Linked DNA regions of Mus musculus: regions 2, 3, 4, 5 and 6 are each linked to region 1. The links are chromatin loops, found by intact Hi-C in ENCODE. Cell type or tissue: heart. All regions are shown on one strand.

What was found. Peaks named below come from ENCODE experiments on the same cell type or tissue, not always from the same donor. Only the 100,000 strongest peaks of a DNase experiment are listed, where the experiment ranks them.
Region 2: it touches region 1 in a loop (5-fold over the local background); 4 of 42 quality-filtered maps call a loop at or near these places.
Region 3: it touches region 1 in a loop (4-fold over the local background); 3 of 42 quality-filtered maps call a loop at or near these places.
Region 4: it touches region 1 in a loop (2.4-fold over the local background); 8 of 42 quality-filtered maps call a loop at or near these places.
Region 5: a loop joins it to region 1, with 2.3 times the contacts of the local background. A loop is called at or near these places in 4 of 42 quality-filtered maps.
Region 6: a loop joins it to region 1, with 1.8 times the contacts of the local background. A loop is called at or near these places in 4 of 42 quality-filtered maps.

The regions. Positions count from the first base shown.
Region 1 is chr2:71,810,104-71,815,103 of GRCm38, forward strand. The region is part of intron 1 of Itga6 (integrin alpha 6); the gene reads left to right. Among named protein-coding and RNA genes, the nearest start is that of Itga6, 26 kb to the left of the region's middle. In heart, a CTCF peak has its summit at 2,816 (motif pointing left); DNase peaks (open chromatin) are centred at 2,808 and 4,068; H3K27ac peaks cover 1,934 bases.
Region 2 is chr2:71,670,722-71,675,721 of GRCm38, forward strand. No RefSeq gene overlaps it. Among named protein-coding and RNA genes, the nearest start is that of Gm36909, 18 kb to the left of the region's middle. In heart, no CTCF peak of the experiment used is centred here; DNase peaks (open chromatin) are centred at 360 and 2,690; H3K27ac peaks cover 3,152 bases.
Region 3 is chr2:71,749,440-71,754,439 of GRCm38, forward strand. It overlaps Gm17250 (a long non-coding RNA gene), which reads right to left and starts at 1,066. Exons shown (of 5, transcript XR_866415.1): 1 at 572-1,066. In heart, no CTCF peak of the experiment used is centred here; DNase peaks (open chromatin) are centred at 2,022 and 2,542; H3K27ac peaks cover 1,545 bases.
Region 4 is chr2:71,248,171-71,253,170 of GRCm38, forward strand. It overlaps Dync1i2 (dynein cytoplasmic 1 intermediate chain 2), which reads left to right. Exons shown (of 16, transcript NM_010064.4): 10 at 617-763; 11 at 1,139-1,252; 12 at 1,549-1,682; 13 at 2,672-2,816. Among named protein-coding and RNA genes, the nearest start is that of Dync1i2, 39 kb to the left of the region's middle. In heart, a CTCF peak has its summit at 2,863 (motif pointing right); no DNase peak of the experiment used is centred here.
Region 5 is chr2:71,709,823-71,714,822 of GRCm38, forward strand. No RefSeq gene overlaps it. Among named protein-coding and RNA genes, the nearest start is that of Platr26, 7.1 kb to the right of the region's middle. In heart, no CTCF peak of the experiment used is centred here; no DNase peak of the experiment used is centred here.
Region 6 is chr2:71,451,076-71,456,075 of GRCm38, forward strand. Metap1d (methionyl aminopeptidase type 1D (mitochondrial)) reads left to right here and starts at 2,263. Exons shown (of 10, transcript NM_025633.3): 1 at 2,263-2,323. The coding sequence starts at 2,284. In heart, a CTCF peak has its summit at 2,166; a DNase peak (open chromatin) is centred at 2,226; H3K4me3 peaks cover 1,589 bases; H3K27ac peaks cover 1,183 bases; H3K27me3 peaks cover 861 bases.

The DNA.
Region 1 (5,000 bases):
TCTTTGGTGCATTTCTCTCTACATAGTAAAGGCCAGCGAAGAAGCGAGACCTAAGTGGTGCACTGCGTCACAATGCGACAGCGGCCTCTCACTGTTTGTGGGGTTCCATTTATACTCTTTTCAAACAGCATACACCCTCTCCAGCGCTCGCTCAAGCAAAACATCACATGCCCTGTCACGTGTCTGCTTCAGCCAAACATCCTCTCGTAAAACAGCTTCTAGAAAAATACCACAACTGAGTTTCCAAAGAAACCAGAAATTTCCACTTCAATTTATACTTCACACTGAATAATATCTGGGTCTGTTAAAAAAAAAAAGAGAGAGATGAGCGAATTGTGGTTGCCAAAAGGTGACTTGGTTTCATTGTAAATGAAAGATAACACATAGTAGGACTTGGGAAATGAAGAGGAATGTCTGGAAAGAAGGAATATCAGAATGCTTGCACCTTCATCTCACTCATTGAAGGAACTGAGATTTTTATCAAATGTTGGAAAGGAAATAGAAGTTCAAGAATTTAAAACGGAACATAGCCAATACAACCCAAAGCAACAAGTGTCTTGTTGGCTTCCCCTTCTGATGATAGGGCCAACATTGGCTAATCAAGAAATAAATATCACAATCTATAAATAAAGAGAGGTTAAATCTAGAATAAAAGTAAGAGTTGCCCATTTCTGTAGCCTGGGATGAGTTTAGAATCTATTACTTCGACCCTAAGTTTGTTTGTTCGTTCTTGCTTGCTTGCCTGCCTGCCTGCCTTCCTTTATTATTTATTTTACAAAAAAAAAAATGAAATATTGAGTTTGAAGATGGCTCTAGATGTCAGAGCGACACAGTTCTCTGGGTAATGCTGTGGCCTGCTTTTTCAGGTCTTCAATCAAATGAGCTGAGAAGACAGTGTTTTAAATTAAGCAATAATAGTGGCCTTGTTCTAATGAAGCAATAGTTCACATTTCCCGAGACAGAGTTGAGTAGCTAGAGGCACACTCTTTAATCCTTAAGGAAATGAATTATTGCCTAAGACAATGAAGCAAAGCTGCTATTGTCTTTAAAGCTTGAAGAATGCCAGTGTTTAGGACGCTTGATGGAAATAGTTAATACAGAAGTAGGCCAGCTGTCGGGGGAGACGTGCAAATATGAGTGACTGGTGGAGTGGCCCGCTCTGGATTCTAGGATAGCTTATTCAGACTGTGGTAGTGCATCCAGAGCCTTTAGCCTGTAAACGTGGTCTCCTTTGAAGACCTCAGTTTATGTCTTACTCTGAGTGACCACCATGCTTTTTGACATCGCCTTTCTCTGTGACAGAGTTTATTTCTTGCTAAAGATGGTGCTGTGGTTTTGAGGGTTTTTTAAAGGATTTTGTTGTTTGTTTGTCTGCATGTACAGTGTGTACCGTGTGTGCCTAGTGTCGGTGCAGGTTAGAAGAGGATTCGGATCCCCTAGAACTGGAGTTACAGATAGTTGTGAGCTACCAGTGTGGGTCCTGGGACCAAACATGGGGTCTTCTGGAAGAGCAGCGCTTAACCACTGAGCCATCTCTCCAGCCTCTTGCGTCTTATCTTTAAATATTTTCCAATATGTTGAAATCTTCAGGGAGTTACTCCAGTACAACTTTGCAACTCGGTGGAAGGTGGCCATGGTGGCTCAACTTTAATCCAGCCCTGGGAGGCTGAGGGAAGAAAGATGGTGCATTAGAGGAAATTCCTGCCTCAGAAATCCTGCCCTCCCCCCAAAACACGGGAAAAATAACAAAACTTAGTAGAAGTCGCTGTCTAGTGGCTCTAAGGCAAGCAGTTTGAACAGTGACTTTTCCTAGTGCCAAACTCTAGACACTGGCCCCATGTTTGTAGTCTCTCCTTTGGACCTGATATGGGAACAGGGTTTTGGATGCTGCTCTTGTTAGTTTCCATTGCTCCTGCCCCTACAAGGCCTGACTCGCTTCCCCGCTCCCACCCCAGCCTGTCTGTAGAGTGCAGAGCTGCTGCTGTAGTTCAGGCTTCTACTTATGAGCATGGTGGTACACACCTTTCATCCCAGGCAGAGATAGGTGGAGCTCTGAGTTCTAGGACAGCCTGGCACTACACAGGGAAACCCTGTCTCTGGGAGAGGGAGAGAGACACACAGACAGACAGACAGACAGATGTCTCTGAGAGAGAGGGACATACACACAGAGACAGAGAGACAGAGTCTTGAGAGTATGGCAGCAGCAGAGAGACAGTGGCATACCTGCAGCCCTGGTCCTTGGAGTTGACTTGGTGCCCACAGAGCAGTAATGCACACAGAGCACCTGGTTCCCTTACTAAACCCGTCTGGGCAGCCAGGCGCCCAGCCCTTCCTGTGAGGAACCGGGAGGAAGCTTTGGATTTATACAAAAGCCAGATTTTGGCACGCGTTTTGAGGGGTTGGTTGAAATGGGCTATTCTTCCAGAACCTACAAGCACCTGGCAGCTCAAGAATCAATGTGTGCCTAGCATTTAACCTACACCATGACCTAAAATGACTTAGATTAGAAGTAGACGGTTGTCCCCGGTGTCCTTGTTTGCATACTGGTCTAGTTTTGCTCATTTATTTGTTCTTCACAGACATAGCTTGAACTAATGGACTGTGACTGTATATAAAGCTGATTCCAAGTGAGATTAAGAGCCTTTTTGCTAATCTCTGAACCAGGGTAACTGTGAGAAATGGGTCCCCAATGGTTGCTGAGTGTTGGGGTGACTTTATTCATCTGTTTCTGGGACCTGCCGTTGTATTGGATTAGCTCGCAGTATAGCCTTGAAATGCAGAGTGGTGCAACAGGCGCCCTCTGCTGGCAGGCCATTCCCTTTTGTAGCCACCCACTCCTGCAGCCGGTGTGGATCCTCTTCCCTCCCTCCCAGAAGGTATCTGAAATGGAAACAGGATGCTTAAGAAGCCGTGTGGGCAGAGTCTGGGGTAGGCACCCTTTCAACTGGCATTATCCTTTATAGATGTATGCCTCTTAACATTGTCTTTATGCCTGACAACCTGGCTCCTTCCTTTATTCTATGCAGTCCGCCACTTCCTTCTCTGTCCAATGCCTGTGCCCCACCGGGGATGGAGGAGAGAAGGGTTGGAGAAAGCCCTTGGCTCTGAAGACCTGTGGCTGTGCATGGAGTAACCTCCACAGTCTGTTATTGTTTAAACGTGTGTGTGTGTGTGTGTGTGTGTGTGTGTGTGTGCGTGCGTGCGCGAGAGAGAGAGAGAGAGAGAGAGAGAGAGAGAGAGAGAGCCCGCGTGCACGCCCCCCCCCCCCCCCCCGCCCGCGGAAGCCAGAAAAGGGCTTTGGAGTTATAGGCATTAGACTTGATGATGCTGGACTCCGAACTTTGCTCCTCTGGGAAAGAACAGGCAGGTGCACTAACCACTGAGTCATCCCTCCAGCCTCTGCACAGCTTGTTCATGTTGCTGGAAACCTTTGAAGTGCCTATCCCATGTAGGGACCCAGAAAGGCTCAAGAGATGGCTGCATCCTTAGGCTCTGCGGGCCTCCTCTCCTACCTCTCTCCCCTGAGCCTGTCTTCTCACCAGGCTGTCTGTCCATCTTCAACTCCACTTACCAAATCACCAGACTCCAGTCTCCTACGGCGGCTATCTCAGTGCTTCTTAACTTGTGGGTCGTGACCCCTTCAGGGGTCAAACAACCCTTTCTTTCACTAGGTTCAAATATCAGATATTTACATTATGTTTCATAACAGTAGCAGAATTACAGTTATGAAGTAGCAACAAAGATAATGTTATGGTTGGGGGTCACCATAACATGAGGAACCGTACTAAAGGGTGGTGGCATTAGGAGTGTTGAGACCCACTGCTCTAGCTCCTCCCTTGGAAGCAAAGCCAGTCTTGCCTGTTCTCTGCTGTCCCTCCTAGGTCTCTTCTGCTGTCATTTCCTGGTAGCACTCTCTCTACAAAGCACTTGCCCTCTCCCTCCCAGTCCTTTTCTGAGCTAGCTACTTCTGGATCAGGTGGAGCCACACTGGAGTTTTAGGAGATGGAAGCTACCTGGGAGGCCGTCCCTTATGCATCCTGGGGCAGTACTTGTTGAAGCAGTAATTGGCTGTAGGAGGAGCTTGGTAAACAGGAAGTAGCCTGCCACCCTTAGCAGCCTCCTTGGGTGTGTGTAAGAGGAAGTGGTTAGAGGAGGGAAAGCTGTCTAGGCTGTCGGAGCTGCCCTTTGAGTCTCCTCTTGGCAGTTGGTTACCTTTACCCACCATTGGGCCTGGGTTCTTTTTCCCTTCGCCTGCTGGGAGTCAGACTTAAATCTGTCAGTATGCCAGTGGTTTTTATTTCAGTGTGTCATTGTTATAGGCTGGCTTTTGTGCTAAACGTTTTAGTTGTTCAGTTTTGTTTCTTGGGGAGCATTCATTACGCAGGGACAGGGACACTGTTTCTAGGTAATCTTTGTCCTGCCTGGCACCTGGCTGTGAGGTCCAGAGGCCTCATAATTAATCTCTGTCAAGGCCTCGATTTCCTATCAAATGGGAGGGTGCAGGCTCCTTAGCTTCTGTTTACTCATGGTTCAGCTCATTGTTTGTTTCTCTAGCCACCCCAGCACAGGGTCCATCCCACATCTGCCAAGCATCAAAACCCATTCTCTGCACATTCTAGGCCACCTCGTCTCTCAGGTATTGTGAGCTCCTGCAGGGACAGTGTTACTTGGATACCTGGTGGGCCTATGCAGACCCCTGCACCCTGGCTTCTCTATACCCCCTATTGATTGATAAATTTGGGGACCCGGGGGGCAATTGCTTCCCTAAGTCTCCACTTCAGTTCCGTTGCTTTGGTGTGTGCGGGTTCATCATTTCCAATGTAGACTTGGAACTAGAAGTGGGCAGTGCGAACTGCCTCAGGTGAGGAGATGGGTTATCTGTCTGGTAGGAAGGGCAGCCACTGTCCCCATGGAAGCCATCGTCATGCTCCTGTTTCTCCTGGGCAGATGTGATCCCCTTCCCCCTGTTGCACCTGCAGCAGCATAGCCGTTAGTGTATT
Region 2 (5,000 bases), 140 kb before region 1:
TGGGTGGCCTGCTTAGGGCAGGAGACACACATGGCAGCAGCCACATTTACCTAGAGGGGCCAGAGCGGGAGTATTTGTCCTTAGAGAGGAGAACCTTGGTCTATCGCCCAGGCTCCCTTATTTATCTCCACGAGAAAGATTATTACCCATAGTTCCAGTGGCCACCCATCTCCTTTATGTTGAACAATGGCCTAAGTATGGAGTAGCTTTCCAGTCCCAACCAGAAGCAAATCCATGATGACCAGAAGGGCGTCCAGGCCTGGGTGGAAGGAAGGAAATCATCAAACACAGCAGACTAATGCTCCTCCCCCGGGGGCACTGAGCATGTCAAGGTGAACTAAAGCCATCCAGTTATTATTTATAGAACCGGTGGGGAGGGTTTGTGGGCTGCTGGGAGGCCTGTGACAGTCGGGCCAGCCCTGGCTTTGTCTGAGCAGAAGATTGTTGGCTGACATTAGAGGAAGTGCCCTGTCCATGCCTCAACAGGGGCAATGCTTGCTCACCCAGTAGGGTGGCTCAGCCAAGTGTGTGGTCATCCTTGGTGTCTATCAACATGGCTGCTCAAGAGAGAAGGTCAAAACGTATCTAGACCAATCTCCCTGACGACTGTAAAACCCTCACACTTGCAGATGGGGCTCCTCTTCTGCAGTGTGAAGACGCTAGGTGTGCCGCTGAGGACCTCTCTACATGTTGCCTAAGAATCATCTGTCTTTGCTTCTCTAAGACAACAGTGCTCCCCATGAGAGGCAGCATGTCTGTCCAAACACCTCCTTGTAGGCCCAGTGCCCGGCATGCAGTATGTGCTCAGTTGCTAATCATGTTCTGATTTTGAGGATATGTCTTTGAAATGTTCAATTTTAAACATTCCCCTCAATGGGGATTGCTTGACAAATTTTCAGGTAGGGCAGTGGTCCTCAGGCTGTGGGGTGTGACCACTTGGAAAACACATATTCCCTATTGGTCTTACAGACCCCCAATCATAAATTTATTTTTGTTGCTACTTTATAACTGTAATTTCCTACTGAGCTGTCTCAGTTCTTAAGACCATCATAAGTGTGTGTTTTCCAATGGTCGTGACCCACAGGTTGAGAACCATTGATTTTGGGCAATGCTCATGAATTTACTTCTTGGGAATGGTCACGTGTCTAGCACTTCATGGCTCTTTTAACTTCATCCTGATGCACCCTTGTGCTTGTTTATCATCCCCAAGGATGCATGAGGTGGGAGGGATACAGATTTTTAAATCTTATAAAAACCAGATAACCTTTGTGATTAACCTGAATGCCTTATTCTTAGAATAAGCACCATTTTAATATTTGTGTGTATGTGTGTGTGTGTGTGTGTGTATGTGTGTGTGTTTTACACATCTGCTGTGTGCCAAGCCCCGTACAAGAGCCCTGAAGTCTCAGCAATGAGGGTTTGTAGTGGCAGATCAGTAGTAAAGAACATTTGTTGCTCTTACAGAGTGTCTGGATTCGGTTCCCAGGACCCGCAAAATGGCTCACAACTATGTAAACCCCAGTTCCAGGGAGTCTGGCACCTTCTCTGACCTCTGTGGTCTCTGTATACATGTGGTAAACTTCCATGCATGCAGGCAAGCAAACACTTGTATGCATAAAATAATAATAAAAAAATAAGACTTTTAAAAGGAGACTCAGCAATAAGAAGTCACAATTCCCACCCATGTCTGAAGCAATGAGCTCTGAAATAAAGGTGTCATTAATGGTAAAAACAAAAACAAAGAGTAAGAGAGATGGGGGGAGGTGGCAGACCTGGCTAAGGATGCAGATAGTGATATCATCTATGATACACAGTGCTCGGCACCATATAGAGGCTTGCATGATAACTCAAGAGTTAATCCTAACCGTCCTGTGATAGAGGGGCTCATATTCTTCCCATTTCATGGATGGGAAACTTGAGGCGTGTGAGAGATTGAATAAATTGCCTATGAATGAACTTGTAAATGGGAGAGACTGCTACTGAGTCTTAGGTATGTGGACTAAAAATAGCAGCAATAATAGTGTCAAAGGATGTGGTGTTTTGATATTTCCAAAAACTACTTTCTTTGATCCGCTCCTAAAGAGAAGCCAAGTATTTCTTAAACAAGCCCTTGAACTTGGGAATCGTTAGAGTGCCTTTGCTTTCCAGCTGGTAGACCTGGTCTGTGGTCCAGCCCCACGCACCCTAAATAGCCTGATATGGACAGAGGGTAATGGTTAAATACCAGTTCTTAGCTATGTGACCTCCAAACCTTTACTTCCCTATCTATAAAAAGAGGGTAATAGCATTTCTGTCTAGGGGGTCTCCTGCCAGCTACTTCTGGTTTCCTCCACACCCATCACACAAAATGAGGCTTCTGAATAGCACAGATGCTGAAAAGGAGCCAACCTGGAAGTCTGTGGGGTGCTCTGAGTGACTGCAGCCATTGTTCCGTGGCTGCGGAGGGCCTCTCCGGCAGGGAGGGCAGAGGGCTCTGGCCTTTGGTGGACATCTGCCTCAGAATTCCTCTGCTCTGCTGTTTGAAGACATCGGCTTTTCCTTCAAGGACTGAGCAAATGCAGTCAGAAGAAATATGCCAGGGAGACAACACGGCGGTTGACTGGAGACTGGATGAGGACCGGATGTAGGCCTGACCCCGGGCTGTGTCCCTGGGGTGCAGCTCGGAGAGACCTCAGGGCCGACATTGCGTTCTCTGTTTACTCAGGGGTTTCCTCCTCGGAGCTGCCAAGGAAGCAGCTCTGTGAGGAAAGGGAAAACACGTGGGGTAGGACCCTGGACCCACACGGGGCGGACTACACAAGCTCCTGCCTGCCTCTATCAGGGAGGGGTGGAATACAGTCCAGCCCCTCCCCTGCCCTGCCTGGGCCAGCAGCATAACATGGGCCCTTGGGGACACTGTCCTCATGGCTACTTCATCCTAGGTGACCTGGTACCTCTTGGGGGGATGGGGAGGGGCCTGTGGGATGGTAAAAGCATGCCCAGAAGCTTGGTAAGGTAGAGCAGGTTGAGACCCGGAAACTTGGTAGGCACACATCTGAGACTTAGGCGACTTCTAGCTCCCTGCCAAATTCCTGGCCTGGAACACGTGCCATATTCCCCACCATAGGTCACATAGTTCTCCATGCTAATGAGGTACCTAGAGGCCTGGAGGGCTTAGCCAATAAACTTCCCTTCCCAGACATTTCTCCCTGCAAAAGGTATTTAATCTCGTGTCCACCCTGAGAAGGGGTACAGCTAAGTATGCATCCAATTTTCCACCATGAACAGTCAATAAACAGTTTAGAACCGTAGACTGAGTCTTTCATCAAGACCGGCTGCGGGGAGCCAAGAAGGCCTCCACCTACAGAGCTGCAGTTTAATTCTCCCGTAGAAGGCCTCTCTGCGCTTCCAGCCTGCCTCCACCAAGCTAAGGACAATCACCACTGGAACAAGGCAGAGCTCCCCTTCCTCAGGTCTGGGCTAGATGCTGACCCAGCCCTCCAGCTCTCAACTCAGTTCTTGGCTCTTCTGTGACTCTCAGTGTGCCTGGATGTCCAAGAGTCAGAGAACCTCATGGTCCCAGCCTCATCACAGGTCTGAGGGCCCCAAACCCTCTCCAGGTTTCCCACATCCCAGACTGTGCTTTCCCACCCCCTGAGCGGTGTCTCACTTCCCTAAAGCCCTGCCCCAGCTCCTGTGGTGTCATGGGATAAGTGCTGTCACACTATCCAAGTTCCACCTCCCCAAAGAGGCTGACTGGGACCCTGGGGTTGGGCTATTATTCATTTGTTACAGGCCCTGAGCTGTAACACGTGTGTAACCAAATACCTGGGATAACCAACTGTCTTAGTCAGGGTTTTTATTCCTGCACAAACATCATGACCAAGAAGCAAGTTGGGGAGGAAAGGGTTTATTCAGCTTACACTTCCAAGTTGTTGTTCATCACCAAAGGAAGTCAGGACTGGAACTCAAGCAGGTCAGGAAGCAGGAGCTGATACAGAGGCCATGGAGGGATGTTCATTACTGGCTTGCTTCCCCTGGCTTGCTCAGCCTGCTTTCTTATAGAACCCAAGACTACCAGCCCAGAGATGGTCCCACCCACAAGGGGCCCTCCCCCCTTGATCACTAATTAAGAAAATGCCTTACAGCTGGATCTCATGGAGGCATTTCCCCAGCTGAAGGTCCTTTCTGGGTGATAACTTCAGCCTGTGTCAAGTTGACACATAAAGCCAGCCAGTACACCAACCTAAGACAGGAGGAGTTTGTTTGGGTTCATGGTTTCCCAGCTGCAGCCCATGAACAGCTTGTGTCATTGCTCTCAGATCTACGGCAAGACACAAACACCAGGACAGAAGGATGTGGCAGAGCAAAGGTACTCATCTCATAGACAGGAGTCAGAGAGGGAAGGAGGAAGAGAGGGAGGTAGGGAAGGAAGAAGGGAGACAGAGAGAGAGAGAGATGAATGAACAAACAAATGAATGGATAGGAGACAATATACTGACCACGTCACCCCTCCAGTGATCTAGTACCTCCAGCTAAGCCCCAGTGCCCGATTGCCCATTCACACCCCTCAGCCGTGTGGCCAGGTCTATGAGGGAATGCTGAGCTCTGCCCTGAACGCCTCATCTCCCCCACAGGTGGAGGCTGCTGACCAATCCTTGTGCAGTGGACCTAGAACTAAAGGCTTCAGTCAGCCTGAGCCTTATGGCCATAATCTCCTATGAGCTTAGCATCCTTGTCATTTCATCACTTTCAAGTAGTGCCCTGGACAAGGGATTGACCCTTTAATACACCAGCCTTCTGAGGGATTGATCACTTCACAACTAAACCATACAAGACTCCTCAGGTGACTTCCCAGAGAGATTATTTTGTTTATTATAAGATCTGTCTATCCAGCCGGGCGTGGTGGCTCACGCCTTTAATACCAGCACTTGGGAGGCAGAGGCAGGCGGATTTCTGAGTTCAAGGCCAGCCTGGTTTACAGAGTGAGTTCCAGGACAGCCAGGATACACAGAGAAATC
Region 3 (5,000 bases), 61 kb before region 1:
TGAAGGAAGTGGTGGGAGCTGCATTACTTAAACTCTTTCAAAATCTCCTGAAAGAAGTACTTCAGCCAGCCCCACAGAGAATAGACTGGTTCTGACCCTCAGGGCATCCATACGATGACCTCAGAGCTTTTTTTCCCTGTGTCTGTTTTCTATGAAGGAGAAAGGCTGGAGCCGAACCAGTGAAACAAAGACGTAAGTTCATCCCCTCTCCCGCCCCAAACCCTTTAATCTTCAGTGGAGTCCCAATTCCAGATCATTTCCACCAGAGAAGTTTTAAAAGCATCCACATGTAATGTCACCGTAAAATATGATAAGATCACCCCCCCCTCCCCGCCGCCGCCTTTAAAGGCAGCACTCATTTCTTAGAGCTTTTCGAGTTTCCATTTCTTCTTCTGTAATTACTACCTATGTCATCAGGAATGGACTCTGAATAATTCTCCCAATTCTCTCTGGTGACTCAAAATGCCCTCCACCTTCCAGCGGTCAAACAGAGCGCAAGTTTCCTTGTAAGATGCCAGCAGCCCCTGTGATCAAGTGAGGGTTGTTTGCTCTTTGGGAACCAAATAATTACCTGTCAGCTTTTCAGGCAACGGGCAGAATCCAGAAAGGTAACAGCACAAGGATATGGGAATCTTTGCAGGACCGGTGGCTTTCCTTCCTTCCTTTTTCCATTTATCCTTTCTTTAGAAGGCAGATAAGGCGGCATTATTGATTGAGGAGTGTGCGCATTAGCTACCATGGCAACGCATGTTACTATTGGCACTGTCCAGGCCAATTAAGTTCGTTTCAGATTGCTGGTGTTCTTTCTTTGGTCTGAGAAAGCCACTCAAGTCAGAGACAGATAAGAATCTTCTGAGCACTAAGTCAGGCTTGGAATGTCCCTTCTGCTGACTTTCCGGAAAACCCTTACAGCGCGCTGTGCATCCTGGGCCTCAAACCGAGCCCTGCTCTGGGCAGGGATCGCTCGTGCTGCTGTGTGCCTCTGCACCTGCTCTGAATACTCTACAGTTAGATTCTTGGCCACCTTTGTTTGGTTCTTTGAGAAAAAAAAAAAAAATCTCCTTTTCCAGGCTTGTTTTTTAACCAGGTCTGCGGCCCCAGTTCTCTTAGCCCTTTAGTGCTAAAGCAGCTTGTCCGTGTGGTGTGATCTCTTCATTACTCATCCATTCCTGTTCCGTCCCACGTGTTCTTTGGTTCAGGGATATTGCCCTTAAGAAATTCATACTTCGTATTAATTTATTTGGAAAAGGACATGCATGGAGGTAGGAGGTAGGAGATAGTTTGTGGGAGCTCGTTCTTATTCCACCATATGTCTCCTGGGAATCAAACTCAGGCTTGACAGGAAAGCGCTTTTATGTCTTGAGCCATCTTGTCAGCCCTGGAAATGATATTTTAATAGATAAGGTAGACAAATTTTAAAAGGCTTTATATGTAAAGGTTTTATATATGGTTTATATATAAAGCTTTTTAAAGGATTTGTATAGGGGGCTTATAAAATTATAAAATTGACATGTGAAACCTTTACATAAAACATCCTATTACCTTTCCTCGGATGCAGATCTCTGGGTTTCCCCTCCTATGACAAATAGTAAAATTCCCCCAAGGATACGTGCATCTCCCCACCTGTGCTTCTTAGTTGGGGTAGGTGTACCACAGATGGGATCCGGCATTGCGTCCCTCTTCACCGTCTTCTCCTCAAAGCATCTGCTCTATTACGGTTGGTTCTGAGTAAGATTGTTTTTGAAGTGTTCCACAAATTATAAAGATGGTTGAAAGCTTATCCGGGTTTTCTGAGGTAAACAGTAACTACTATGCTTTATTTCTACGGAGCCGTGAAGGTGCTAGGGGGATGAGCATCTAATCCAGTCTTGCGGGTGTAGCATGGCTCTGGAAACTCATTCCATAAAAAGTGATTTCTGAATAAGTACAAAGTGGCATGGGGCAATTGTGTCCTCTAGGCAGAGGGCCAAGTGTGTGGAAAGCCCCTGAAGAGAGCAGAGAAAATCTAGTTTCTTCAGAGACCAGGCAAGGGTGCACAATGGAACGGGAGACGGAGGCTCTGATTGGCTCTGTGGATGGTCTCTCACAACCTACCCGGTCACGTGGTTATATGCCGTGGGAGGGTCGTTTGTGCGGAGTGGCCTATGGCTGGAGAGCTGAGCAGAATTGCATACTGCAAAAGTGAGCAGAGGTCACACTGGCCTTCCTGTCCCCTCAGTTTCTCATCCTTTGAGCACTGCTCTGGATCTGGGCGGTGCCTTACAAACCCTAAACTTCAAACCCAGGCCATGAGGCACTGTTGAACTTTAACCCTCATCACTTTCTCAGGACACAGTTCCCACAAGACCCAGCCTGAAAGACTGGAGGTGGCGTCGGGCTGACATCTGCTTTACAGCAATCGGCTGGTTCCCACCAGCTCTGCAGACTCCAAAGCCCCAGTGTTCCTGTACTAAGGACTGAACTTCCACCAGCATTGGAAATAGCAGAGCTTCCCTCCCATTAAGTGTCTTCGGCACCATGATGGTCACAGGGAAGGAAACCTGGGCCCCTTTCAGAACCAAATAACTCAGTCCAGGATCTTTAAGGAATTACCCCTCTCCCAGGGGAGAAGTCATCATGTCCTCTACTGCTTATTATGGTCTTCAAATTGTGGACTGTGACAAAGCAAGTTGGTGTACAGGAAACAACCGCTTCCCTTTTGCTTCAGAGGGCCTAAAAATGTTTGATCTTAGATAAGCCATAAATAATTACATAAACAATTACTCAGCCTTTGCCTTTTTTTCTCTCTCTCTTAATCCTATAATGGTACTTTAGCAATAGCATCAACAACAACACCTTTCCATTTTCACAGTGAATAAAAAAAAAATAGGAAGAAAACTTAAGTCCTCTAAGCCTTGCTTTTAAAAATCCCCTTTGATGTGGAGAAGACTGATGCAGATTCATGCCAGCTCCTAACTTGCTAGCTGTGCCTGAGCAGGCAACTGAGGACTCTCCTCTGACCATCTTCCAAGCCAAGCAATGGCCATCTTGGGGAGTGCTCCCTTGCTAAAGACCATCCAGCTGTACACACTAGCCCATAGGCACCAAGCAGGGCATGAAATTTTCTTCTTAGTATCCAGATACTCCCTACTGCTTATCAAGGCTGCACAAGTCTGGGCAGGCGCTGAGCTGGTAGAGACCAGGGATGATACCATCTATGTGGTTACAAAGAAGCCCTCATCCCTAGTAGATTCAACCTACTGGGGGAGGAAGGCCACACTCCTGTAAGTAGCCCCTTACCTAAGAAAGCCCAGTAAATTAATTGGTTCTCTAGAATAACGTTTGGCAGAATTGTGTCTCAGTTTATCTTTAGAACTTTGAAAGGGATAGATGTTGCTCTATGTCTCTCCTGTGGAAGGAATTTTAGTAACAAGGACAGAACTTTACCAACTATGAGAAGTCTTTGGATTAAAACATGATGTCCAACATGAGCAGTACCTCCAATTACTTCAAATATTCTTTTTAAAAAATATTTTAGGTTTATTTGTTCTATTTTATGTATATGAGTATTTTCCTTTGCCTGGATATATGAGCCTATATCCCTGAAGGCCAGAAGAGGATGTTGGATCCCTTGGGACTTGAGGAATTACAGACAGCTGTGAGCTGCCATGCTGATATTTGGAACTGAATCCAGGTCTTCTGCAAGAGCAATAAGTGTTCTTATCCACTGAGCCATCTCTCCAACCCCACACGCTGTACATCTTAAGTTGGCCATATTCTATGTGTTTTTTCTGTGGGGAGTAAGGACCAAAATCATGACCTGTCATTGTGAGGAATAATTATTTGCCATGTAAGTAGTGATAGCTTTTGACAGTGTTTGGGGAAAAGGGGCGAAGTGGAAACTCCTAGACTCCGTTGTGTCATGTGATGTTTTTCAGGAAGCTGTCTTGTGAAAGAGCAGATAGTGTTTTGCTGGAGCAGATGCTTGAGAGGACACATGTCCCCACAATGTCCCCACAAACGGAGGACACTCTTGCATTAGTTCACCTTGCAATGCTTTGCTGGTCTTTTCTGATCTTTGCTTGTTGTGACTTTATAGAGAAAAAAGCACCAGGCTTGTGCCAGTTTGGCAGAGCCTCACAGTTTCTTCTGGATCAAGACACTGCTATCGACTTATGTTTAAAATTGCCCCCAAAGAACTACTTCTAAACAGGTCCACATCCCCCATTTCCTGTTAACCTTTCTTCTCCCCTACCTTTGGTTGGTGGGCTAGAAGGGATATTGAAGCATTTAAGAACTCTTAGTTCTAATAAACTTCATGAAGTAGGTTTCGAAAAAAATAAGACTACAGGAGAGTCATTTTTTTCACGGAGAATAATAGAGATTACCATGAAAAGAAAGTTTCTGGATTAGAATAACCCAGTATAGTTGCTTTAATATTTAGTATCACTATTATATATCTTTGTAATATTCAGTTTTGTTTTGTTTTGTTTTTGTTTTTTGAGACAGGGTTTCTCTGTGTAGCGTTGGCTGTCCTGGGACTCACTCTATAGACCAGGCTGGCCTCAGAAATCCGCCTGCCTCTGCCTCCCAAGTGCTGGGACTAAAGGCGTGCACCACCATGCCCAGCTTATAATATTCATAGCCACAGAAATACACATTTGTAATTTGAATGTTATGATACTTTCAAATATGCTGTGGTAGTAAAGCTTATTTTACACATGTATCAAGGTATCAAGCTCAATTCTGGAGAGCCCCCATGAGCCTGTACCTTTTGTTCAGCTAGGCTTAGACGCCTCATAATAGTAAAGTCTACAGTATATGTCCTATTTCTGGGATGCTTTTGTGTTCATTCATTAATTACTCCTTCATCTGCTTACATTATTGAACACCTATAAGGGCTTAGCTATTGTATGAAGCATGAGAAACTCAGGATGAAAAGGGCAGGTCTTCACTCTCCAGGAGGAAGGAAACCTAAAATGGAATGTCTGATGAGCTCTGACACAAGTGTGGCCAAGGTG
Region 4 (5,000 bases), 560 kb before region 1:
AAGTCCGTTGCAGTTTTGACTTTCTGTTACTGTGATTGACCATATAGACAGTCTTCTGGAATGCGTTGTTCTCACAGGAAGTGGGACTTACTACAGAATATATAATTAGACCTCAGCCCCTGAATCTCTTAGTCATGGCCGGAGGAGTTGCAACTAAATAGTTTTAAGTAAAAACATGTGGTTGAAGTAGGAAGTAGATGTAGTTTTTTTTAAAGTGGATTTAGCAAAACTTAAAATTTGTGACTCTTACTGATTGTATGAGTTAAAATCTTAATAGTGTCATAATTCAAAATAAATACTTCAAATCAAAACTAATATATTCTTTACTGTCATATTATAGTTAGAGGTCAGTCACAGGCCAACTTTGCTTTAAAAACTGAAATTGATTGAAGCAAGTTTTATTTTGTTTGATAACCATGTAAACATATAAAGATCACATTTGACTTTTGAACAAAAACTACTATAGTTTTTTCTTACAATATTCAAATAGAGTAGATTGTTTTTAAAACTTCTAATACCTTAAGTAATAGGTAAATATTTCCGATAGATTTGTTTTTCTAATTCGTCAGACTTTCCTCACTTAAATCTTAAATACAAAAATTCTGCGTTTTTGCAGTCAGCTGTAATGTCTGCTACATTTGCAAAATTTCATCCGAATCTTGTTGTTGGAGGTACATATTCAGGCCAGATTGTGCTTTGGGATAACCGCAGCAATAAAAGAACTCCTGTCCAGAGAACGCCGCTGTCAGCTGCTGCACACACAGTAAGTAACTAGTTATTTCCCTAGACTTCCGTTGGCCTTCACCACTGACGATATAGTCCTAGGAGAGTGACTTCGATACGCTTCCTTGTATGTGTAGGGTGCATATATCACAAAGTCCTCTGTTTTCTAAGACAACCTCTTATCAATGAACAGAATAGCAACACACTTCATATTAAAGCTAAGTCAGTGATGGGCTGCTGTCCTAGCAGTGCTCAGGGTCCTGGGTTCACCTCCCAAGAGCAACAGAACAAAAGCTGGCAGGTTAACAAACCTGTTTTGATAGGAATTGGAATACCCGTAATTAGACTAATTTTTTTCTGGGTTTTGTTATTGTTTGTTTGTAAATAACCTCTGAAAACTGTTTTATGTCTTTAGCACCCTGTCTACTGTGTAAATGTTGTTGGAACACAAAATGCTCACAATCTGATTAGCATCTCTACTGATGGAAAAATTTGTTCCTGGAGTTTGGACATGCTTTCCCATCCACAGGTATGTTAAACTTAGGAATGTGAAAATTTGAAGTAAAATTAGTTTTCATTTCATATGTACCCCCACGTGCATTTTATCATAAGCTATTTTTATACTATTGCACAGATTATAAATCTAAGTGGTGTGTTGATGGTTTAAATATATCTTACCAAAGCTTTTTCATTTAACTGAGGTAGGTAGGTTTATATTAATAGTATATTAAAACAGTAGCATACAAACTAGTTAAAACTAGAAGATTTGTAATAAAATTTGAAAATAAAGCTTTACAAATTAATTTTCTCATTTTTTTCCTCTAGGATAGCATGGAGTTGGTTCATAAACAGTCAAAGGCAGTAGCTGTAACATCTATGTCTTTCCCTGTTGGAGACGTCAACAACTTTGTTGTGGGCAGTGAAGAAGGTTCTGTGTATACAGCATGCCGCCATGGCAGGTAAACTTAGTAGGAATTAGATGTTGTTTAGAATTTTCCCTTGAGTCATCTCATTGAAACAGCTTGTTCCGTATTTAAGTAGAATCCTCTCCTAGACTTGGGACATTAAATTTGGGCAACGAGAACTTGAGTTAATTTTTTTTTTAGCTGTAGTAGTTTGGATTCATGTGCTTTTGGATTGTGTGTGTTGCAGTATGTTGTAGGGATCTGTGTGTGCTGCATATGCTCACAGAAGTTACTGTAGGAGGTGTGTTCAGCATTAGAAATGCAGTGTGTATGTTCCACATATTGGCCTTCAGGTTCATAAATGTGATTGTCACCTGTTTTCTGTTTAGGTTCATTTGAACTTTGAGTTTTAGTCTGAGCCTTCTGATAATGGTCTAGCAATGTCACTACATATGTTAAGCTGACTAATAGTTCTCCTACTGTTCGGTCTGTTTTGAAATTGTCTAGCTGTTCTTTAAAAGCATTGAACATCTGGACCTCATTTCCAATATAGATTGCCTTCATTTCATTTCAAAGCTTTTAATTTAAAATAGTCCAGATTGTTTCCTACATAGCATCCCTACACAGCATCCTTTGTCCTTGTTTTACCACCATGGATATGGTCTTTTGAGTTCTCTTGTCAACAGCATGGTGTTTATGGCTCTAAAATGCCCCTGCTATATTAGTAGTGTTACCACATCTGAATAAAGTGGCATTTGTTATAAGTTACGTTGATAAACTATGAACCCAGAATTGTGTTTGAAATTAATTCAAAGTCTGCTGTATAAACCCATGATGTGATACATTTGCTGGGTGTAATGGTGCAGGCATTTAATCTCAACACTCTGGAGGCAGAGGAAGATGTAGCCTGGCCTATGTAGTATGTTCCAGAGCAGCTCAGGCTACAAAGACTGTCTTAAAAATGAATAAGTAAAAATGTTAAGAAAATAATATGTGGTGTACTTCCAAGAGAGGTCCCTAACATGTTCACTTTTATGAAATAGCAAAGCTGGAATCAGTGAGATGTTTGAGGGACACCAGGGACCCATCACTGGAATCCACTGTCACGCGGCTGTTGGAGCAGTAGACTTCTCACATCTGTTTGTCACTTCGTCTTTTGACTGGACAGTTAAACTTTGGACAACTAAGGTATCTGAAACGCAGCATTCTGCTCATTTGGTCAATTTCCTGACACAAGGTGGTGCTCTAATGCTGCAGGGAAAGGCATGGTCTTAAATCCTAGATGGCTTGGAGTTGCTTTGCAGTAAGCAGAACCCAGTAAGTAGTCACACAGTGTGACAAATACGATGACCCCACAAACAGTTGAAGAGTAGGCTTCCTCCCACCTCAGGCTTCTCAAGCAAAGATCTGTTTACTCTGAATTGTGTTGGGGAGAAGGCCCTGGTATCCCCTATACTCCCTCATATAATTTTATCCAGCTTCACACAAAAGCCATTCATTTGCTCTGTGGAGAGCTATGAGACTTAATTCAGGACTGCAGTGGCTCACAGAGGTGATGGGAAATAGAGAAAAGACCGAGACCATTCACAGTAAGTCCTGTACAGGACTACACAGTAAACTTGAATCACTAAGAAATCATTGTGAAGGCACACCTGTGTGTTGTCTTAGTGTAGTATAGCTAGCTTGCTTTATTGAAGCTTAGTAAACTGGTTACTTAGTGATGAAAGTGTTCCCTGTTCCTCCAGTAATCCCAGTGAGTGTGGCTTGGCTTGGCCAGTGACAGTCTCAAAGACAGAGCTTAGGGAGCGTGACCTCTGTGACAGACTTTGTCATTTTGCTTGACCTTATTTAATATTTAATTTTAACTTACTTGCTTTCCAGTTCTTCTGCACGATCATAGTGTGGCTAGTAAAACTGCACACTCAGTGTACCCTAGTCTAGGTAAGCTGTGCTGTAGGCCGTGTCTTTCTTGTCAATCTACTTTATCTTAATGTTGACTTCTTGAATCCTTCACCATGAAACAAAGTTTAGAGACATGCTGTGGTTCTTGAAGATCTTTGAGAAAATCTAGTATTGTTAAGAGATGCTCTCTACTGTAGTGAGCTGGTTGTGTGCTTACTAAGTTCCGGCCTCAGCATCCAGAGGTTACTCCATGTTCACTCTTGTCCTGTCTTGGGCCCCACTCTCAGCCTAACATGAAATGATTTAGAAAACAGCCTCACAGAGCTTGCCCTCTAAAATTGAGCATTTTCAGCTTTGACATTAACAGACACAAAAATAGCACTTAAGTCTATGAAGGAAATATCTAGAAAAGTGCCTGACACACTGTCCAGCACGCAGCAGGCGTCATTCTAATTGGGTCAGAGCCTAAGTGCATTTAATCATTCTTCTCATTCATCCTTGGATCTTACACGGGAGAAAGGGGAGAGAAAAAGGAGTCTCACAGCCAGGAGCAAAGACAAGCATGATCTACATCTGTATATATGGGAAAATATACACTCTACTCGTAAGCAAAGCAAGATGCAGAATCACAAAGATAAAATCTACCATTTCCACAGAGGCTTCAAATAGCCATATAAGTTGCAAGATTTCTGGGTGTGTTTTCTCATGTATTAGCCCTATGAGAGTCAAGACACATTCTTGTCTAGCTTCCTTCCTATTTTGGCTATTTGGTGACTGAGTGGTTGATTTTTAAATGTCAGACATTCAGTTTGCAGCGTCATTTAAATTTGAATATGCATTAGTAGGATTTGAGAATGAAGAGCTCATCTTGCCTGTGATGGCAGACTGATGGGCATTTGGTTTTGTGGTTCTATATAGATGCTTTATTAATAGTTTATGTTTTTGTTTTCTCTGTTTCAACATAGAAGTTGCTTTTATTTATTTGTGTTTTTGTGTGTGATGTATGTATTGTGCATGTGTGTGAATGCAGGTGTGCTTGTGCCAAAGTGCACAAGGACAAGTCACAAGACAACTCCAGGGCTAGTTTCTTCTGCTACCTTGCCAGACAGACTATGGCGTTTTGATCATCAGGCCTATGCTCGGGCACCTCTTTCCCCTCAGCCATTTCCCCTGCCCCAGAAGAGAGTTGAGCAAGAGCGATAGGCAGGCATCTCTCTTTTCCTCACTAATTCAGTTTTGTTGTTTCTTTTATTCACTCTCAAATATGATACATACTCTCCCCTGCCCCTAACACCCTTCCTTGTGGCCAAAGGATGAGCCACTATAGAGTAGTATATTTTTACATTATATATGACCAAGAACCCCCTAAAATATTAACAGAATTGCATTAGCCTATCTTGTTTTTATATAGTTTAGTGATAGTACACTTGTCTACTGTGTATGAGGTCCTGAGTTCAACCCCAACTCCGG
Region 5 (5,000 bases), 100 kb before region 1:
GGCTTATTTTTAATTCGACTACCTTTATAAAAGTATGAATTTCATACCATGCAAAACTTGTATATAGGTGTCTGCTTTTTCAAGTGCTAAATTCTAAAATGAAATCTAACATGAAAAATTAGTATGCATGAAAAGTGTACTTCCATACGGTTGTCCAACTGTCTAGAGACAGACAAAGCAGATGGGTGTTGTGCTGACGACTGTTTAAGCTGAGTAACGGATGTCCAGGTGTTCTTGGTCTCCTGAGTTCTTGTCATTGCAGCTTTTCTGTGAGTTTGACATCCCCCCCCCCAAAAAAAAAGTTCTTTTAAAAATCACCATGGAAGGAAAATGGGCCACAGCTGGGCTGTGAGTGGCAGGGCTGTTTACTGGCGGGAATCGTCTTCTCAGCCATTTTCTTTGTTGCGCGTGTGGTGCAAATTTAGGTTTTCACTCCCAGACCCTTTGAAAATCATTTCCTGGAATAAATCCTTTTGAGGGGTTTAACAAGAACAAAAATTGGAGGGAAAAAATCATGCTTAATGCAATAATTCTCTCCAAATTGGTAGCATCAGGTTGAGCAGATGATGTAAGGAATACCTTTGTAATTATGGAACGTCCTCACTAATATTTACAGTGAAATTTCCCCCAAGAGAGAAAAGGAAAGGAGAGAAAAGGGGCTCACATTCACATAGATTTTTTTCAAGCAGGCACAGTGAAGGATTTCTGAATGTATTATTTCATTGACCAACACAAGTTCTATGAGGCTAATTTTACTATCTTCGCCCCACTACTAAAGAAACAGATTCAGGCAGGGGCTGTGTCAGGCCTAGCCTGTGTGGCTAAGGTCAGAAAAGTTCATCTTGGGGCTGGGAGATGGTTTGCTGGTTAAGAGCACTTGCTGTTCTTGCAGAGAGTCTGAATTTAGTTTCCAGCACCTACTCTGGTCAGCCTATAATCATCAGTAACTATAGCTCCAAGGGATCCAACACCCTCTTCTGGTCTCCAGGGTCCGCACGCGCATGCATGCACACACTCATGCACTCAAATAAATTAAAAAAAAAAAGTTTTGAAGGAAGTAAAACTTCATCTTACCAGTTCAAACAGCAAGGATGTTTCCTATCTCATAGAAGAGGAGTCTGGGAAGGAGAAGAAAGGGCAGTAAATGGGGAGTCAGCCTGCTGTAGCCACCGGCTCTGGCTCAGAGGGAGGTGTTCACTGTTTACCATCAGCTGGCGCTCAGCCTGTGTTTTGTTTTGTTTTGTTTTGTTTTATCCTATTTTAGTGCCGGGGCTCAAAGCTCCGCACATGCCAAACACATGCTCTATGCCGAGCGACATCTCTTCCCTCCGCCTGTATCTTAATGGCCACATGTGATTACTATTAAAGAATCCAGGGCTTCCAGAAAGCTTTGAACGAAGTCATTGCTTCTTAAGAGGAACATTTACTCATACTATAAACTTGTGATTTATTTTCTCATCAAGATTAAAGTTATTTCAGTGTTTTTACATTGAGTTCATTGGTTCGAATTATACCATTACATATAATCTTACATCATTTTGCTTCTTGGCCTTATTTAGAAAATAAGGCAATTTCCTGGTCATAAAAACATACTCATTTTAAGTTAAAAACAGTTCAGTGATTTTTTAACATCTTTCCTGGTTAAAATTACTTTAAAAATAAGGATAGGACTGGAGAGATGGCCCAGTGGTTAAGAGCAATTATGGTTCTTCCAGAGGACCTGAGTTTGAGTCCCAGCACTCACTTTGGGTGGCTTACAACTGTAAGACTGGAAATCTGATGTCGTCCTCTGGCTTCTGCAGGTACCCACCTCTCCCTCCCTCCCTCCCTCTCTCTCTCACTTATAAAAATAAGATAAAAATAAATAAGGATGTTGCTAGTCTTCCTGTAGATAATCCCTTCCTTTGCATAAAGCCATTCATCTTGTAAGAAAAAAAAATTGATGTCTTTCAAGCCAGCACCATAAGCACATTGTGAACATTCTTCAGAAGTTCACATCTGATATCCTCATCAAAATTCTAATGTTTTCTTGGCAGCCCGTCTTTATTAGACTGGCTTCAGTTTCTGCCATTTTCCTAAGCTTCTGCCCAGTGTAGTAGCAATCGGGAAACCTCAACACCATTTTTAGATTAGCTGATAATTTGCTCTGCTCTTCAGCCTCATTTTGTGAGAAGCAAATGGTTGACCTTGGTCAGAGATGAAAAACAGGCTTTATCTCAAGCTCTCACTGTGATAAGCAATGCCTGCCTATATAGTTCTGTGACTGATTGGTGATGTCTGCCCTAAGAGTGGTGGCTGACATAAGTCTATGTTTTCCCAGAACATATAGTAGTTGAATTTTATTGGTTCACTAAAAAATGGTTTTACTGAAGCATATGATAGGTGATAACTGCACATATGGAAAGTACAATTTGATTTGCTTTTCATACCTATCCTTCAAGTCATCACTATACTAAACTAGGTGTGTACCCATCTCCTTCTAAGGTTTTGTTATACCGTTTGGCAAGCTCTCTTCTGTCTCCAGGTGTACTGGCTGGTGTGTCAACTTGACACAAGCTGGATCTATCACAGAGAAAGGAGCCTCCCTTGAGGAAATGCCTCCATGAGATCCAGCTGCAAGGCATTTTCTCAATTAGTGATCAAGGGTGGGAGGGCCCATTGTGGGTGGTGCCATCCCTGGGCTGGTAGTCTTGGGTTCTATAAGAAAGCAAGCTGAGCAAGCCAGGGGAAGCAAGCCAGTAAGAAACATCCTTTCATGGCCTCTGCATCAGCTCCTGCTTCCTGCCATGCTTAAGTTCCAGTCCTGACTTCCTGTGGTGATGAACAGCAATGTGGAAGTGTAAGCTGAATAAACCCTTTCCTTCCCAACTTGCTTCTTGGTCATGATGTTTTGTGCAGGAATAGAAACCCTCACTAAAACACCAGGTTTTCCAAACCCTGGAAAATCTTTAAGCTGTTTTTTCCCCACTATGGACGAGCATTCTTTTTCTAGAATTTTTTTCCCTCATTTTCTGTAAATAGACACAGGTAGTGAATCCCTTTGGTTTGCTACCTTTCATTGTGCTGTAGCTGGGATGCATACAAGTAGCTACATGTATCAAAGGTTCCTGCCTGTTAATTGCTAAGTTGCTTTCAGTTACATTGATACATTACTACTGAACAAACAGTGGGACACAATTTGTTTACTCCTTCATATGTTGCTGAATAGTTGAGCATAGATTTAGGTTATTATGGATAAATTTCTAGTGAGCATTTGCATACGTGCCTTCTTTGTAGACAAGTTCTCATTTTTTCTTTTGTAAATCTCTAGAAGCAGAATGGCTGAATACAGAGGTTAGAGCATACAATTCACTTTTTAAGAAGCCACCAAACTGTTTCCCAAAAGGATTATGCCATTTGGCATTCCCATCAACAGCATCTAAGACATTCAGTGTCTGGTGTTGCCCCACCAACGGTTGGTCAACCCGTGGTATGCTCAGTATTTTTAACTTTAAATGTTTAAGATATGTAGTGGTATGTTGTTGTTTTACCTTGGTTTCTCTAATATTGATTATGTTGGTCATCCTTTCATATGCTTTTATTTTTATTATAATAAAAAATACATAGCATAAGATCTATGCTATCACACTTTAACATGTATGATACAGTATTGTTAATCACATCCGCACGGGTGTGCAGGGTTCATGTGACTTTTGGGCTGTTTTCTGTAATGAAGTACTTGTTCAAATCTTCTGACTACTTTTATGTTCACCCCCTTGTTACCTATCACTAAGACAGTTTTTCTGGTTTTGTTTTTGTTTTGAGATAGGGTGTGTGTGTGTGTGTGTGTGTGTGTGTGTGTGTGTAGCCCTGGCTGTCCAGGAACTTGCTCTGTAGACCAGACTAGCCTCAAACTCACAGAGAACTGCTTGCCTCTGCCTCCTGAATGGCATTAATCAATTAAAGGCATGTGCCACCACCTCCCATCAAAATGTCATTTTCTTACCCAGGAAGAATCAAGAGGAGGAGGGAAAGAGAGGGACCCTGTGACACTGTTTTACAGAAATGCTCAGTGTCTGAACCCAGTCCCCAGGCTTCTATGGTGAGAGCTTTTACCCACTGAACCATCTTTCCAGCCCCTTAGCATAAGCTTAAAGAAAGGTTTATTCATTTATTTTGATGTGTGTGTGCCTTGCATGAATCTATGTGCACCATGAACAGGCAGGTATACCTGGAGGCCACATCCTCTGGAACTGGGCTTTACAGACAGTGTTCGCTGCCTGATGTGGACTCTGGGAACTGAACTCAGGCCTCTAGAGGACCAGTAAGGGTTTTTAACCAATGAGCCACCTCTCCAGCCCTTGTCATTTGGTTTTTTGAATGTTTTTGTTTCACACTCAAGTATTACATATTTTTGATGCCATCATAAATGTCTTTTAATTTTTTTTTTTTTTTTTGGTATTAGATTTCTTCTCATATGTTGATCCTGTGTCTTTGTCTTGCTAAAATCACTTTTTAGTCTTAGCTTTTCTAGATTCCATAAATTGTTTTTTTAAACAGGTGATTATGAAATAAGGTAGCATGTTTTCTTTTAAAATGTGGATGCTTTGAACCACTGATGTCCCTGTACGGCTGCGGGAGGACTGAGTTAGCCAGAGCCGGGCTGACTCCATGACAAGCTGCAAATTGGCAGTTAGGGAGACTAGGCCTAAGTTTCTGTTTCCCAGAAATGAGAACATGGATCCAACTGTGATGGGCTGTGGGCAGCCAATCCAAGGATGCCTTGTCACCCCGGGAAGTCCCCAGAGACCTAACCAATCACAAAAGCACCCATCCAGACAGAACCAACCAATCAAGGGAAGGAAAGATAAAACTCATCCACTCCTACCCTAACAGGCTTTAAATTGACCCTGCAAAGTCCACACCTTTATCTTCCCTCTCTATGCACTGTAGACCCCTGCATGCTGGTTCTGTGTAGAATAAACTCGGGGACTGGAGAGATGGCTCAGGGGTTAAGAGCA
Region 6 (5,000 bases), 360 kb before region 1:
TGTATATATGCACATAAGCACAAGCATGTGTATGCATTCCAGAAGTCAATGTCATGTGTCCTTTTATGTCACTTTCCAGTGTCTATGTACCAACTGTGTTCCTAGTACCCATGGAGGTGGTGAACCACCATGTTGACTCTCCTAAATGGACATGGTATTGAGCTGCACCCTAAGGTCTTATCTTTATACCCATACATCTGTGTGTTTCTTAATCTTCCTGAGAGAAACTTCTTTTTGAAGTAGATGGAGATTAATATAAAGACTGACAACTGGCCAATGTGCAAGATTAATAGACTGTGCTCATCCCTAAATGGGAGATATATCTCTATCTAGATCAATATCTATCTCTTTATCTATCTCTATCTATACCCTCTCTCTGTCTCTCTGTCTGTCTGTCTGTCTGTCTCTCTCTCTCTCTCTCTCTCTCTCTCACACACACACACACACACACACACACACATACACACACACACACAAACACACACACACATACACACATACACACACACACACACACACACACACATACACACATACACACACACACACACACACACACACACACACACATTCCCTAACTCCAAGGTTCAGGGGATGATCTCCTAAGAGGGGAGCTATGAAAAGATTCTAAGGGCCAGAGGTACAGGGTGACCTCTGTGGAAGTGTTTTCTGGATGAAACAGGACCAAGGCACACATGGATTCATAATGGCTGTCACTACACGCACAAGACCTAGCTAGCCGAGATCTCAACATAGATTGGGACAAGGACACAAAGTCCCATTCATAGCTGACAATTGACAGAGCTACTGAGGGGATGAGGGTGGTCAGTTTTCTCCAGGGTTTCTGCCCCTGAAAGGATCCCCGTGCTCCAGTAGATGGCCCTACATTCATGTGCATACTGGCAGTAGATGGACTCAGTGTGTTAAAATAAAAGCACATGAAGTTGAAAGGGAAATGTGGTGGAAGGGATGAGCAGGAGTTGGAGGAGAAGGATGGGGGCGCGTGGTGGTGCTGGGAGTGTATTAGACAAAAACACATTCTATGTGTGTATGATATTCTCAAACAAAAAGAATACCCTTGGATTAAGTGTTCTCCGATTTGAGGTTTGTGATGAGTTGAACTCTGCCTCCTGAGGTTAAAGGTGTGCCAGTTGAGCATGTGGACTCTTTTATTTTTTATTTTATATATGTAGTACAGTGTAGCTATCTTCAGACACACAAGAGGAGGGCATCAGGTTCTATTAAAGATGGTTGTGAGCCACCATGTGGTTGCTGGGAATTGAACTCAGGAAGAGTCCTAAGTGTTCTTAACCGCCGAGCCATCTCTCCAGCCCGCATGTGGATTCTTTAAAATCAATGAGAAGACATCCACATATTCACAAGGAATCCTTATCGATCTCGACTGCATTCAAAGTCCAGAAACTGCTACACTACAGTTTGGGTTCTTTCACCATACACATCTTGGGGTATCATGGTCTGTGTTGAGCACAGGAAGCTACCAAGATGGATAACACCTGGTCCATGAGCGTCTGGACTCCACCGCAAAACAAGGGCAAGAGGCACAGAACCTGGTGAAATCGGGCAACAGTATCATCGAAGGTACAGCGGCTGCCTCACTTGCCTTGACATAGGGGCTATGCAAGCTGACATGCGTCATTCTTTAAATATCTAATTTAGGGATAACAGCAGTTAATACTGCCAAGCAGGAAGTGTCATCAGGGAAGGAGAAATCCTGTGAAGATACCCACAGGGCCACATAGGTGTCCCAACTATTCTATTCTGGAGTCTCTGCTGAGTAATTAATATTCTAACATTGCAAAGGGAAGCTGATCAAACTGATCCAACTTTTTCAACTAGTTGCCTGGAAATGATTTGTAACCGAATGAAAGGCGATGAAAGTGCTTTGTTGCACACTAAATTGTGTTTGTTTGTTTGTTTTTTTTTTCCTCTCGCCCAACTTCACGTATCCATGCACCAAAATGGTGATTCTATAAATACTGGAGGCTACACTTACATGACGACTTTCTTCCATCCCTGATGGGTCTGGAAGCTCAGAGAGAGAACTGCGGCCGGAGCCAGCCTCTCCTGGTGGAAGCGAGCTGGCCGCAGACGGAGCTGCTGGCCTCGACACCAGAGGCACTCGCTAGCCCGGGCTCCTGCAAGCCAGCTCACGCGCGCGCGCGCACTCGCCTCCCACTGCTTCAGCGCTTCTGGGCTTTGAGAGCGCGGCTACTCCAGTGGGCGGAGCTGCGAGGCTCTCTTGGCCACGTGACCGGAGCCAACATGGCGGCGCCCATCGGCGTCCCCCTGCTCGTCCGTGGAGGTAAGCGATCGGCATACGACCGCTCCAGGGCTACGCGCCCAGAGACACGTCCGCGCGTGGGCTTGGTACGCACGTGCGTACTTTCAGTCGGACCCGCGTATACCATACACGTTGGCACGCTGCAGAAACAGACACACGTTTGTCCTCTTCTTACCATGTTGCTTGAGTGCTTAGTTCTTGAGATTTGTGGGTCGTTACCTGAAGTTTTCTTCCCTCTCTTTACTTGTGTGGTTAGTGTTGCAGACGTATCTACCAGCGACGACGGTGAAATGCGCCGGAACACTCGGTTTAGAGCTGTTGGATTGGCATGCCTTTTTGAGAAACTTGTAAAAGGTGATGACAGTCATGATGACTTAGGAGAGCTAACGATGTCAGGGGCATTCCAAACAGATGCGTTTCCGGCGAATCGTTGTTGAATTAGTACTAGGTTCGGATTCTTTGCTAGCAAGAACTCAAAAATAGGTTCAAGAAGGACGAAAAAAAAAAAAAGGAACACCAACGACTTTAGATACAATTTAAGTGCCAGGCACATAGGAACGGTTTTAGGAGGTAAATATTTTCAGAGCAATACTCAGCACGTATTATATACCTTCCGAGCCATCTCACCAGTCCAGCTTAACTTAATACAATCCCCTTTTGTGAAGTCAGATACCAACTTATTTGTGTGTATCTAAGGGTGTGTAAAAAAGTTTGACGTTGACATGGAATGGTGTCCACAAAAATATATTATTTGGAATATTTGGAAAAAGCAAGTTGTAGGACATTAAAATTACATATATTTGTTTGTCTGGTGTATGCTCAAACAGGTGCCAAGGTGTGCATACAAAGGTCACAGGGTCATAGGAGAACTTGTGGGAGTTCTCCCATTATCTGTTTTTCAGACCATGAGGCTTGGTTCAGGCTTTACCCACTGAACCATCTCACCAGCCCAGTTTAGCTCAATACAGCCCCCCCTTTGTGAAATCAGATACTCATATATTTGTGTAGTTATATTTGTGTGTATATGTGTATCTAATATAATACATACAGAGAATGACATACACGATTCACGGCTTTGTGAAATAAAATATTCAGTTTTTATGAAATGCCCATATTTTCCAAAGCACTCAAAATATAGTGCTACATATCTTAGAGGTTTTTGGCAAAGATGACTCTGGTCATTCTGTGTGTACCCAGAACTTCTCATCACTTGAATGATCTTGTACATTTAATACAACTTGTTCATGTGAAGATTAGATTTTCTTTTTTTAGCCTTTGAAATGTTCTTCATAGGAGAAATTTCAAACACACAACAGAGCGGCAAACTCTGCATACACATTGTCTGCTCACAAATCATGTGTGTAGAGACACTCACTTCTCCACCCCAGCCACAGTGCCTCCCACGATGGTATTATTTTAAAGGATGTCCTAGGTATATCACTTTATTTGTAGATTCTTTTGCCTATGTATCTCTGAAAACTGTGCCTAGGGAGTATAGCTCAGTGGTTAGCACCCATAAGCCTTGGTTTGGGGTTCCCCTGCTCCATAAGAGGAGAAAGAAAGAAAAAAAGGAAGGAAGGAAGGAACAAAGAAGGAAGAAAAGAAAGACAGAAAGACTGAGAATCCTACTCATTGTCTTGTATATTGTACTTATTTTTAGAATTTCTATTTAGCTATTTATTTGTTTTAAGACAGAATCTCCTGTAGCCTTGAACTCCTGGTCCTTCCGCCTCTACCACCGTGTGTTGAGATTAGTGGTGTAAACCACCCGTCATACTGGGCATTTCTCTGTCAGTTTCTCTGTTCAGATTTCCCAGTCATGCTCTTGTAACAATTGTTACATTTTATTTTATGAGACAGGGTCTTGTGTAGGGCGGGCTTGAATTCCTGGTCCTTCTGCCATTTCCAAGCATGTGCTGCCACACCCAGTAAACATAACAACTTTTTAAAAAAAGATTTATTTTTTATTTATGTGCATGCATGTAATCCATCTTGAGTTTACGTGCACCACATATGTGCAGGTACCTGAGGAGGCCAGAGGGAGTCATATCCCCTGGAACTGAAATTATAGGCAGTTGTGAGCCATAAGATACAGGTTATGAGAATCCAACTGGCCAGATCCTCTGGAAGAGCAGTAAGTGCTTTTAACCACGGAACCATCTCTCTAGCCCCGTAACGGCTATTTTAAACACTTGAAATCAGAGTTTCCCCACAGTCTGTCTTATTTGATGATGGTGGTGATGATGGTGGTGATAATTGATTGGCTACACTTTCCTGCTTCACAGCTCATGTAACATAATTATATATGTAACACAATGACTGGTATCTTTTGGAGATTATGTTGATTTTTTTTCTTTAAAATATGTTGAGTATTAGGCAGGTAGTTTGGTTCTCCCACACTTGGTGTTATCTTTGTTAGAACAGATTTTTTTTTGGGGGGGTGCCTTTATTTTTAGGGGAAATACCAGAGGTCTTACTCCAATGTAGAACTCAGTAAAGGTCAGATAGTATCTTAGACTTTTGTGAGCAATATTCTCTGTTACAATTACACAACTCTGCCAAGTACAAGTGAACATAGCTGTGTTCTAATAAAACTTCATTTACAAAGACTAGCAGCCAGCTAGATGGGATTTGTCCTCTCTTGCTCTGTTAACAGGCATGATTCTTAACTCCTAAGCCTAGACTTTCTGGGATCTCA